Linked DNA regions of Mus musculus: region 1 is linked to region 2. A link is a loop called in an ENCODE intact Hi-C map of the cell type or tissue named here. Cell type or tissue: left cerebral cortex. All regions are shown on one strand. Links, peaks and the distances in the headings refer to the core of each region. The heading gives the core; the rest is flanking DNA. Region 1 overlaps Olfr231 (olfactory receptor 231). Region 2 has its middle 22 kb from the start of Olfr220.

The links. Hi-C counts contacts between places; a loop is a spot of excess contacts. Peaks named below come from ENCODE experiments on the same cell type or tissue, not always from the same donor. Only the 100,000 strongest peaks of a DNase experiment are listed, where the experiment ranks them.
Region 1: it touches region 2 in a loop (2.8-fold over the local background); 2 of 42 quality-filtered maps call a loop at or near these places.

What each region holds. Positions count from the first base shown.
Region 1 is chr1:174,112,218-174,117,608 of GRCm38, forward strand. Olfr231 (olfactory receptor 231) reads right to left here. Exons shown (of 1, transcript NM_001005520.2): 1 at 4,874-5,391. The coding sequence ends at 4,874. Among named protein-coding and RNA genes, the nearest start is that of Olfr231, 3.1 kb to the right of the region's middle. In left cerebral cortex, for the core only: no CTCF peak of the experiment used is centred there; no DNase peak of the experiment used is centred there.
Region 2 is chr1:174,467,731-174,473,121 of GRCm38, forward strand. No RefSeq gene overlaps it. Among named protein-coding and RNA genes, the nearest start is that of Olfr220, 22 kb to the left of the region's middle. In left cerebral cortex, for the core only: a CTCF peak has its summit at 2,216 (motif pointing right); a DNase peak (open chromatin) is centred at 2,201.

The DNA.
Region 1 (5,391 bases), core at 123-5,122, 360 kb before region 2:
GGTTATAAACATGGATCTATTTACATTCTTCTACACAGAGACATAGTTAGACCAGCATCATTTGTTGAGGATGGTTTCTTTTTTTCATTGTGTAGTTTTGCCATCTCTGTTAAAAATCAAGTGTCCATAGTTATGTGGGTTCATTTTTGGGTCTTAGATCAGACTCCATTAATCAACCTGTCTGTTTCTGTACCAATACCATAAAAGTTTTTATCACTATTGTTTTGTAGTTCAGCTTGAGGTCACGATGGTGATTTCTCCAGAAGAGCATACATGGGCTGGACCAAGGCTGCCAGGACAATGTAGCAGATATACAGCTCTGTCTCCATTTGAATGCCCTAACAACTGATTCGGGGACTGTCTCCAAAGCTGATGCCTGACTGTGAAATCTCTTCCCCAACAGGGCTGCCCTTGTCTGGCTTCAGTGGGAGATGATGCACCAATCCCTGCAGATACTTGATGTATCATGGTGGAGATATATGAGGGTGGGGGGGCACTATTTCAGAGGAGAAAGGAAAGGGATGTGGGGACGGACCATGAGGTAGGGAACAGGAGGTGGCAGCGATTAGGGTGTGAAAAACTAATTAAATAAAGCCGACAAAGGGAAATGTGAGTAGTATTACAAATAAACAATCATTAGCTGCAGGTTGTCAAGTAGATTAATTGCTGCACATACTGTGGAACACAGAAGCAGAAGTAAGACTAACTCTCATTTTAAAGTGAGCCCCAGAAAGTGATCCGACCCAATTCCATGCAACTCAGCTCCCTTCATACCACCTCATGCTTGAAAAACTTAGGTTTTTTTCTACATTCAGATGAACTCTTTGACACCTCTAGGGAAAATCTTTGAATGGAGTAAACTGTAGATAAATGTCTTTGATAATACATTTAAATTAATTTTAAAGAAACATTGCTACATACAGGATATTAGTTTTTATTGAATCTTTGAATTTATTCATTATCCAAAAATCATATAACATAAATCTAAAAATCTTAGTATCCTATTTATAAATTTATCAATTTTAATAATTGTATTTAAAAGGTGATTTTTTAATCTTAACATTTAAATCTCCCTTTAAAATGTATTTAAATGGGACTTGAATTATTTTGATTTTAAGAGCCTCAACTTCATGATTCAATAAAACCATTAAAGTTCACAAATAACCATCATAGTATAAAAAATTTATAAATATGGTCAATCCCAAATCTTTTCCTATATTTAATGTGATTCATGAGGTAAAATACATCTTAATATGATCAATCTAATAAATAGTATAGAATTTCTGACTATAAAATTCATGTCAGCTTTACTCAATAACATGTCTAAATAAGTTCGTCAACTACAGATAAACAATTAGAATTACATGGAAGATTTGATATTTTAATAAATCAAAGTATGTTAAATAATAAAATAAAATTCTAAATATACTTAAGCTTTTATTATAAAACATAAATCACAGGTTTTGATTTCAACTAACACTTTAGTACTTAGTTCTAAGGCTCTATGGCAATTAAAATATGACAACACACCACATAATTGTCATGTGAGTAATCTTATACTAATAAAACAAATATTTACTGGAACAATATACTGCTATAATATGTAAGAAAATAAGGATTCACCTGACAAAAATATTTTGTCCTTAAAACCTGCCAGTTGAGAAAGAGGAGATTTTTTTAAAAGTATAAAACTAAGCAAAATTTAGAACATTATGCCGTATATGACTATGTGTTCTGTGGGAAACAGAAAAGGAAATGTCCAAATCTATCTCGAGTGAGTAGGGGATTCCTTAGTTTAAGATTGGTCAAGTTAAAACTCATGGAAAATGCTAAGGATGAGCAAAGTTTTGATGGACAGCGGATGGCTCCATAGATTTAAAGAGAAAACACTCGGGCATCATGAAAGCCAGCAGAAAGCCAGAATCAGATTCTCCTGTGTCTGAAATGGAGAGTGTGAGATGGATGGCTCTAAGGAAAATTAGAGTTGGGAAGTGAACAGGGGCGAGGGGGGTATATCACAGGGCTGTGAGGGTCTTTGTGAGAGTTAGACATTTGTAATTTACGTTGTGAGAGTTAGACATTGTAAGTGGAGTATGGAGGAGCTAGGGCGGAGTTTGGAGCAGATGTGGAGTGCTGTCTGGCCTGAATCATCCTTCCCTCTATAGAGCCAACAGTCCAGGGTGGCACAGCTGAAACCTCTAATTGATACAGAGATCTTCTAGTAATTGTGGTGAGACATGATGTTGTTAAGTGTATGAAGGTAAGTTTTGTGGTGTAGTAATTTCAAACATAAACAACTCTTTTGTGAAGTTTTACTGCCAATCAAGCAGAAAATCAAGGTAACATTTTTAAAAAATGGGAATATAGAGAAAGCTGGAGGGAGAACACGAGGAATGGATATGATCACATTACACGGTATACATCAATTCTCAGGATAAAGAAAAGAGGTTTAAGAACTGAATGGAACTCTATTAATTATGATTTCAATAAAGATAAATTTCAATCATAATTTAAAAACATTGTGCATTCAGTGTTGAGTGATAAAAAGCATTTTATAAAAGTTATTTGCTTGTTTTATATAATAATTTTCATCTTTCTCCTAACTCTATTTAACTAGGGGGCATTTTTAATTTTTTTGAATACTGAATATCAAATCTGGACCCTTAAATGTATAAGAAAATGCTCTGTAATCAAGCAACGTTCCAAATCTCAAAATCCATCTTAAAATTGATTTTACCATTATATAATTGATCTTTACCTGAATTTGTAAACAAAATTAAATTTGATCTCTAACTCTGATTATCTTTCTCCTAAAATGTGTCCCTATTTTTTTTTAGATTTACTTATTTATTCATTTTATGTTTTTGAGTACACTGTCACTGTCTTCAGACACACCTTAAGAGAGTATCAGCTGGTTGTGAGCCATCATATGCTTGCTGGCAATTGAACTCAGGACCTCTGGGAGGGCAATCAGTGCTCATAACAGCTGAGCCTTCCTCCAGCCCATGTGTTTCGACTTTTAACTTTTGAAAAATCTATGGTTTCTAGCCATTTATCTTAAAGTATTTCCATTGTATTCTATGGAATAATTTAAATGCAATGAGGGTGATACACACAGCTTAACTATGATGCTCACAAGGTACACTCATTTCTGGAACATTTTCATAATAAGATTCAAAACGACTAACAGAGGTAGGGGCAAATGAAGAGTGTCTGATGAAGTGGATTGAAAACTGAAGACTTAGAAAGAATCAGCCAGGAAAGCGTGCTAAGAAGAATCGTTCCTCATTTGTCCCTTAGTTGGAAAACAGCTTAAGGAGCCACATGAACCAGGTGCAGACAAGTCCAGAAAGGACAAAGGAAGTGTCATAGGGTAAAAGGCAGGTAGAAACCATGGAGCTTCCTATGTTAGGCAATAAACTCCTGAACTCAACCCAATATGCACATGAAAGCATTGAATAGATTGAAGCATGGAATTAAATTCTCAGAATATTGCTCTTGACGTTGCAGAACAGAATGTAGAAAAATGCAAGAGACAGAGAGTGAGGAGGACTGAAATATGATCTGTGAAATACTGATCTTCTGAACATGTCCTGCTTTTGAACCCATGAACTCATAGTAAGTATGTTTACGTGCAGAAGACGCAATGGAAAGCAAGGCAGCCAAAGTGCAAGCATAGATGGAGAGATGCTTTCTGAACACACGTACAAAGGAGATATAGGCAGTTGTCACCTGCTGATAAAGGATAGTTTTTCATTTTGAGACTGTGGCTTTCCATACTCCAGAGGATGACTCCACACCCAGCAACATATACCTAGCACTAACTGGACTTACTTATCAAGAATAATAATTCCAGCTTATGATGAGGTAAACTTTGATGAATACATGCACAACGTCATCTGGGGTTCAGTGAAGTTAGTCAGCAGATAGAATCTCTTATGAAGAGGCTTCATATACATAAGCCTGATTACTAGGTCTCATAAGGTGGCAGAAGAGAACCGAGTTCCTAGAGTTATCTTCTGAACTCCACACATGTTATGCTCATATCTGCATGAGTGTGTGCAAATGGATGCACATGCACATAGGCACACATACATGAGAGATGTATAAAAATAAATAAAACAGCTGTTCGATAACAGCTTAGATAACATTCAGAAAGTCAAGAAACATGTTTGACCTCTACTGCCAAATTTTATTTATTCATATTTAAATAGTAGTGATTCTGACAAGTTTACTTAAGAGTGCTTAAATTACAAGGCAATTTGAACATAAGAAGATGTTTTAAATAGTAACATGAAATATAGTGGACTATCCACCTTATTCCTCTGAAACCCTTTGAGCCTGAAATTCTGTGACATGTCGTGCAGTAGCCAGTACTTTTTTTTTCCTGAGCTGAGTGTGTAGTTAATTAAATTAAATAAGCCAGAAGTAGAGAAAAGTTGATTTTTCTGTCAGGAAACAGTACTTGAGCAATGATACATGACAGGAATCTAGAGCTAGAAAGGCAAGAAGGATGTGAACATTAACAATTTTCAGAACTATTTTATGTGGTGTGCATCTTTTACTCTAATTGTTGGCCTCATCAACACATGCATTCACAAAAGAGAAGGGAAAGAACCATACTAGTATAGTATGTGGCAATGTCAATTTGTGCTTAAAACTGGAGAATCCACACTTACTGCTTCACTTGTCAAGAGTCTGGTAGTTGTTATGTAAACAAGTGGCCACCAGTGACCTAGAGGAACATTTCATCGTTCTTCTTAACAGCAGAAGAAAAAGCATCTGTGACAATGGAAAGAGTATCATCAGGAGCACAAAAAACAACAGTGAGATTCCAAACTTCAAGAAGGGCTTTAATATCAGGAATTGAGATTTATTTCTGAGCCCGAACATCTCTCTTCTGATGAAAAAGCCTCCCAATAGCGTCTTTCATTTCCTTGTTTCTTAGACTATAAATAATGGGGTTGAGAAATGGAGCAAGGATAACAAAAGTGACAGCAATTACTGTGTCCCAGAAGACTGAATATGTAGCTGAGAATCTCAAATACATGACAGCCACACTGCCAAAAAACAGCAAGAAAACAGCAAGGTGGGCTGCACAAGTGGAGAAAGCCTTGTGCCTCCCTTCTGCTGAGGGCATCCCCAAAATTACCATGATGATTCGGATATAGGACAGGGCAATTACAAGGAAGGAGGCCAGGATCTCTACTGCATGGATGGCATCCACAATGACCACCAGCGATGTATCCGTACAGGCCAAACTGAGCACAGGGGTGAAATCACAGAAGATCTGATGGATCTTGTTGGAGCCACAGAAAGGCAAAGTCGCAATCCATGCAATCTCAGGGAGTACCAGAAGGAAGCCACAGAAGCAGGAGCCGGCTGTTAGTT
Region 2 (5,391 bases), core at 332-5,331:
ACTATAGAGTTGTCTTCTTCTCCAATGTGAGAGAACCACTGGGACTCCCAGACTTAGAGCCAAATAGCTACAATCCTCAGTCTCTCAATAATGAGACTGCTGTGGTTACTCCTTTAAAGCACTTCAGCTCCAGTGAGCAGTGCTCTCCATGTTCTTTGCTTCAGGTCCTGACTTGGCTTCTATTCATGAGAGCCCCCAAGTTGCTTTTGTCTGTTGTGTTTATCACAAGAAAATATAGACAACTAGAACACAAGTTAATCACATCTGGTCTACCCCAGGACATTTGAATCCAAAAGGACCTTATGACCCATGAATGCACAGACTAACACCCAGTTCTTCCTCCACAGCTGTCCCTGGACCTTTCTCCTGTGCTTTCCACTTCTACTGAGTGAAAGTTAACACTATCTGTTCTATGGCCTGACCCATTCTTTCATGCAACCTTACATCCTGAACGTGTGTCTTGGAGGTATATATTACATCTCAGACTATCTCCAAAGACAAGGGCAGCACCATCGTAGTAGACACTTACAGTTCCAGAAGAAACTAAAGATTGATGCCAGATAGGTCTACAAAGCCAGACTTTGAACAACAAAAGAAGGGGGAATGGAGGAGGAGGAAGGAAAGAAAGGGGGAGAAAGAGAGAGATAAAGCGCCTGGGTTCTATTTCTAACTAACAGGCAACTGCTATCACCATACATACTCAACAAAACAACAACAACAGCAGCAAAAGAAGAAGACTGTGGTGGAAGGGGGGAGAGGGATGGGCTGTGCTAAAGCATCAGTGGCATGACAGGCTGGTAATGTGGTTACATCTCAAGGATTGGTGGTGTTTCTCTTCTCCTCCCACTCTATTCTCTTCAGCTTTCAATTACTGTTATTTCCTGACGTTTTCTCTGTCTCTAGACTTAGTTACTACCCTCTGCATTTGCACACACACAGCTGAAAGTTGCTGAACCTACCCTACAAGGAATTGAACACTCTTCAGTAGCCCGTCTCACCCTTTACAGCCTTTTAAAGTTTTCTTTCTTTGTTACTGAAACCCCAATGTATGCCACCATCCATCTCAGAGGAAGACTGCTCTCCACCCATTCCTGGTTTATTCCCCAGGGATTCTAGTTCGTTCATGGGTATTGTCTACCATTGTGGGGAATCCACAGCAGCCTTTGCTTGTGGATGCAAAGATCTCTAGGTGTTTGGAGACTTCTGCAGTGTTTTTATACTCACTCCACTTTGCACAAGTTGCCAGTCCTTTCTATGACTTGGTTTTGAAGGTGGGAGAACATTTGGAATTGAAAGAGAAAAAAAAACTTGAGATGTTTGAGCCAACTAAGTAGGACTGGTCCTGCAGGTGTGTGCTCTAGGACTCCAGTTTCCTCTGTGCTGGGAGTTACTAAAAGCTCCGAGATTGCTCCCTACAGGCTGTGGCAGAAAGTGTCTGAGCCAACAGCTCCCGTAAGGTTCTCATTCTGAACATGGATTAGGATGCATGTCCCATATACAATACAAGAATAGCAATTGCTAGTCATAGAAAGTACTGATCTCATTTCAGTAACAATAAAAACAGCTTATCCAATGAAAAGGTATAGTAAGAAGCTTTTGGCCAAACTTTTTCCGGAGTGTCACGAAATCAAGCCACAAAAGTGGAATACACATTTAAAGCAATATGGTAAGCTGTCTCCAAACCTTGTTACTGATGCCCGAAAGGCTGGGCTAGAACCAGTCTCTTTTTGAGTCATGACGCCTCCCCCAGTATTTAAATCAATACGGGGTGCTGAAAGGGACACTATCCATCTTGTGTCCTGGTAAACTGATAGCAAGGCAGGAGCATCAAATAGGATTAGGTAGTTTCAGCCACATAAATAAATGTCATTCTATGTGGCAGAAGGAGAAAAAGGAAAGAGCAACCAGTTGGCCAAGTTGAGAACAATGAGTAATGACTTGGTCTGTGAGCACTGACAGGATGTATTGATGAGTCTGCCTTTATAGATACCTCAATGAAATGCAGAATGTTTGGTGCGCGTGCATGCACGTGTGTGTGTGTGTGTGTGTGTGTGTGTGTGTGTGTGTGTGTGTGTTATAACATGATTCAAGAAGTGTCAGAGTCCCTGGTACTCGTGGGTGCCCATTGAGTCCTGGAAATCAAAGCATGTCTGTTCCTTTAGCAAATACAGGACATTTGCCCTATGGTACCACTAGAGGGTGCTCACTGCATTCCCTCAAAGCCTGGCTAGGTGGAAGAGAGTACAGGGTGGAAAACAGCTACAGTCACTGATGTTTTGGTGACATAGTCTGACTTTCTAGGCACTGTTTAAATACGTGATGCTTATTTGCAAACGAAGCATTGAGGATCCACTTTCTATATTAAGAGGGAGAAGGCAAATTCACCTGTTCCATATGAGACTGTAAGGAGATTACATATGCAGAGCCTACAGCTGTCAGTAAAAGGTACATTCATTCTTTTTAGTGGACACTTTTAAAGGTCTCTTAAAGGCATTTTAGTGGAAGTCAGAAATGGTTGAAGCCAACACCACGGGTCTTCTAGCTCAATGTTATATATGGGTCTCCTGCCCCATCCCCTCCTCCACCTCCAACCCCAAATTGGCAGCAATGAGGACATTAGCTGCACATCCATGCGCAGGAGGAGGAAGAGAAAAACCAACTACTATGGACCAGTTGACTGGTGAAAAAGCTGGATTGCTCAAGAAGCGACTAAAGAATTTAAATGGAGAAATCACCCTGAATGGCTGGAAAAAGAACCTCCCAGACACCATGAGTTACTGAATAAAAATCCAGAAGGACCTCAATGAATTCTCTGGTGCACAGGAAGCTGACTTCAGAAGGCTGTTAACCCCTCAGGACCCGAATTCCTCCCCCCATCCTGTCCCCTGCACCTCTCTGTCCACCTTCATCAGACCTGTGAATCCTGAAACACATAGGTTGGCTTCCCACCCCCACCCCCACTCCCCACATCTTTCCTGCTCACTGAATCCTCTGGGGCACCTCAAGCTACTCTGAGCAATGTGCTAGCCCAGACAGCCCTCCATTCTCCTGCCCCCTCTTTGCCCACCTTCATCAGAGCTAAAAAAAAAAAAAAATTCTTGACACAAAACATCCAGGAACTCTGGGATGAAAAGATCTAACCTAAGAATAACAGGAATAGAAGAAGGTGAAGATTTCCAGCTCGAAGAACCCAGAAAATATTTTCAAGAAAATAATAGAAGAAAAAATTCCCAACCTAGAGAAAGAGATGCCTATAATCATACAAGAAGCTTATAGAACACCAACTGGACTGGACCAGAAAAGAAAATTCTCCTACTACATAATAACCAAAACATAAAATCTACAGAACAAAGAAAGGATATTAAAAGCCACAAGGGAAAGGGAACAGGTAATATACAATGGCAGACCTATCAGAATTACACCTGACTTCTCAACAGAGACTCCAAAACCTACAAAGGCCTGGACAGATATCTTGCAACCTCAAAAAAATCCACAAAGGCCAACCTAGACTACTATACCCAGAAAAATTCTCAATCACCAAAGATGGAGAAAACAATATATTTCAAGACAAATTCAAATTCAGACAGTATCTATCCACAAATGTAGCCCTACAGAAAATACTAGAAGGAAAACTCTAACCAAATGAGGACAACTACATTCAAGAAAATGCGGGAGATAAGTAATTCCATACCAGCTATTAAAATCAAAGACATCATAAATGTCGCAGGCAAATGGATGGAACTTGAGAATACCCTCCTGAGTGAGGTAACCCAGTCCCAAAAAAGTCATGTATGGTATGTAATCACTTATAAGTGGGTATTAACCATAAAATATAAAATACCCATACTATATACTCCACAGACCCAAGGAAGCTAAACAAGAAGAAAGGCACAAGTGAGTATGCTTGAATCTCACTTAGAAGGGGTATTTAAATTGTCATAAGGGGCAGATGAAGGGAGGGAACTGAGTGTGAGAGGAGATGGGGACGAGAATGAGGCTTTTCAGGTGTGGGAAGGGACAAGAGACGTGGCCAGATGGCCATGAGAATGAATGGAAATCTGCAATTAATGGGGTGGGAAAGTGGGGGGAGGACCTCTCCAGGATGAGACAGTGACCTGGGATAAGGGAGGCACCCAAGAATCAATTCGGGTAAACTTAGCTATGACTCACAACATTGGGGATATCAAACATGAAGAGGCCACCTTCTGTAGCCAGGCAGGAAGCCCAGTGGATTAATAGGGAAGCCAACCCACGCACAAAATTTTCACCACAAAATTTATCCTGTCTACAAGAAATGCAGGGATAGGGGATGGAACAGAGACTAAGGAAATGGCCAATCAATAACCAGTCCAACTTGAGACCCATCCCATGGTCAACCACCAACCCCTGATCCTATTAATGGTACATTCGTTATGCTGGGAGACAGGAGTCTAGTCGTGTGTGTGTGTGTGTGTGTGTGTGTGTGTGTGTGTGTGTGTTCTCCAAGAAGTTCTCTTTTTATCCTAAAAAACATTTGGATAGCTCATCTCTGGGACACAGGTCCAATCTTTAATTTTGCATATCAATCCAGTCATGTACTTCAGGTTTTCCTTTTGATTATCTTATGAATCAGCATCCTAGGACCCTACAGCTTTGATTCTTAGAAGACTGCAAGCATACATTTTTTTTTCTTAACATTGCAAAAGAATTCAGAGATCTGCCTTTGTTAAGTTAATTGGGTAGGACCCGGCTCTAAAATTACCATTTCCACCACACCTGGACCAGGAGTCACTGTGTCCCAGGGCGTCCTTGAACTCAGGAACCTGCCTGCATTTTTTATCTGCCTGTCTTTGTATCTCTCTGACAAGCTGGCTCATAGTGTAGCTACCTCTGTTCCATAATTCATATTATATCCCTATATTTTGCATAATTGAGAAATTACATATTTTCTAACATGCATATTAGAACTCTTTCCCATCCCTTTAAGGTCTGCCTTGATAGCCCCAGTGTTTGCTGAGACTTAGCCACACCCTCAACTCCTGGACTCCTGCTGTTTCTAATTACCATGGAGTCATTAAGATTATTAGGGAGGACATTCTTCGGAGGACTGTGAAATATGTACATTTTTATATGAACAAGCCTTATGCCCACAGCAGCCATTGATACTCATGGAGGCTCACACCAGGACCCTGTCCTACGGTCAGGAACCATGTCACTTTGTCCTCACCAAGGCCATGCTGGGATCCAGGATCAGTTGCTGTCCTCTGAGAGGCTCCACTCAGCACCTGACTCCAGAGCCAGATACCACCAACCAAAGAACATACAGAGGCTGGACCTAGGCCTCCCTGTATATAGGTAGCAGATGTGCAGTTTGGTCTTTATGTGAGTACTGAACAACTGGAGCGGTGGCTA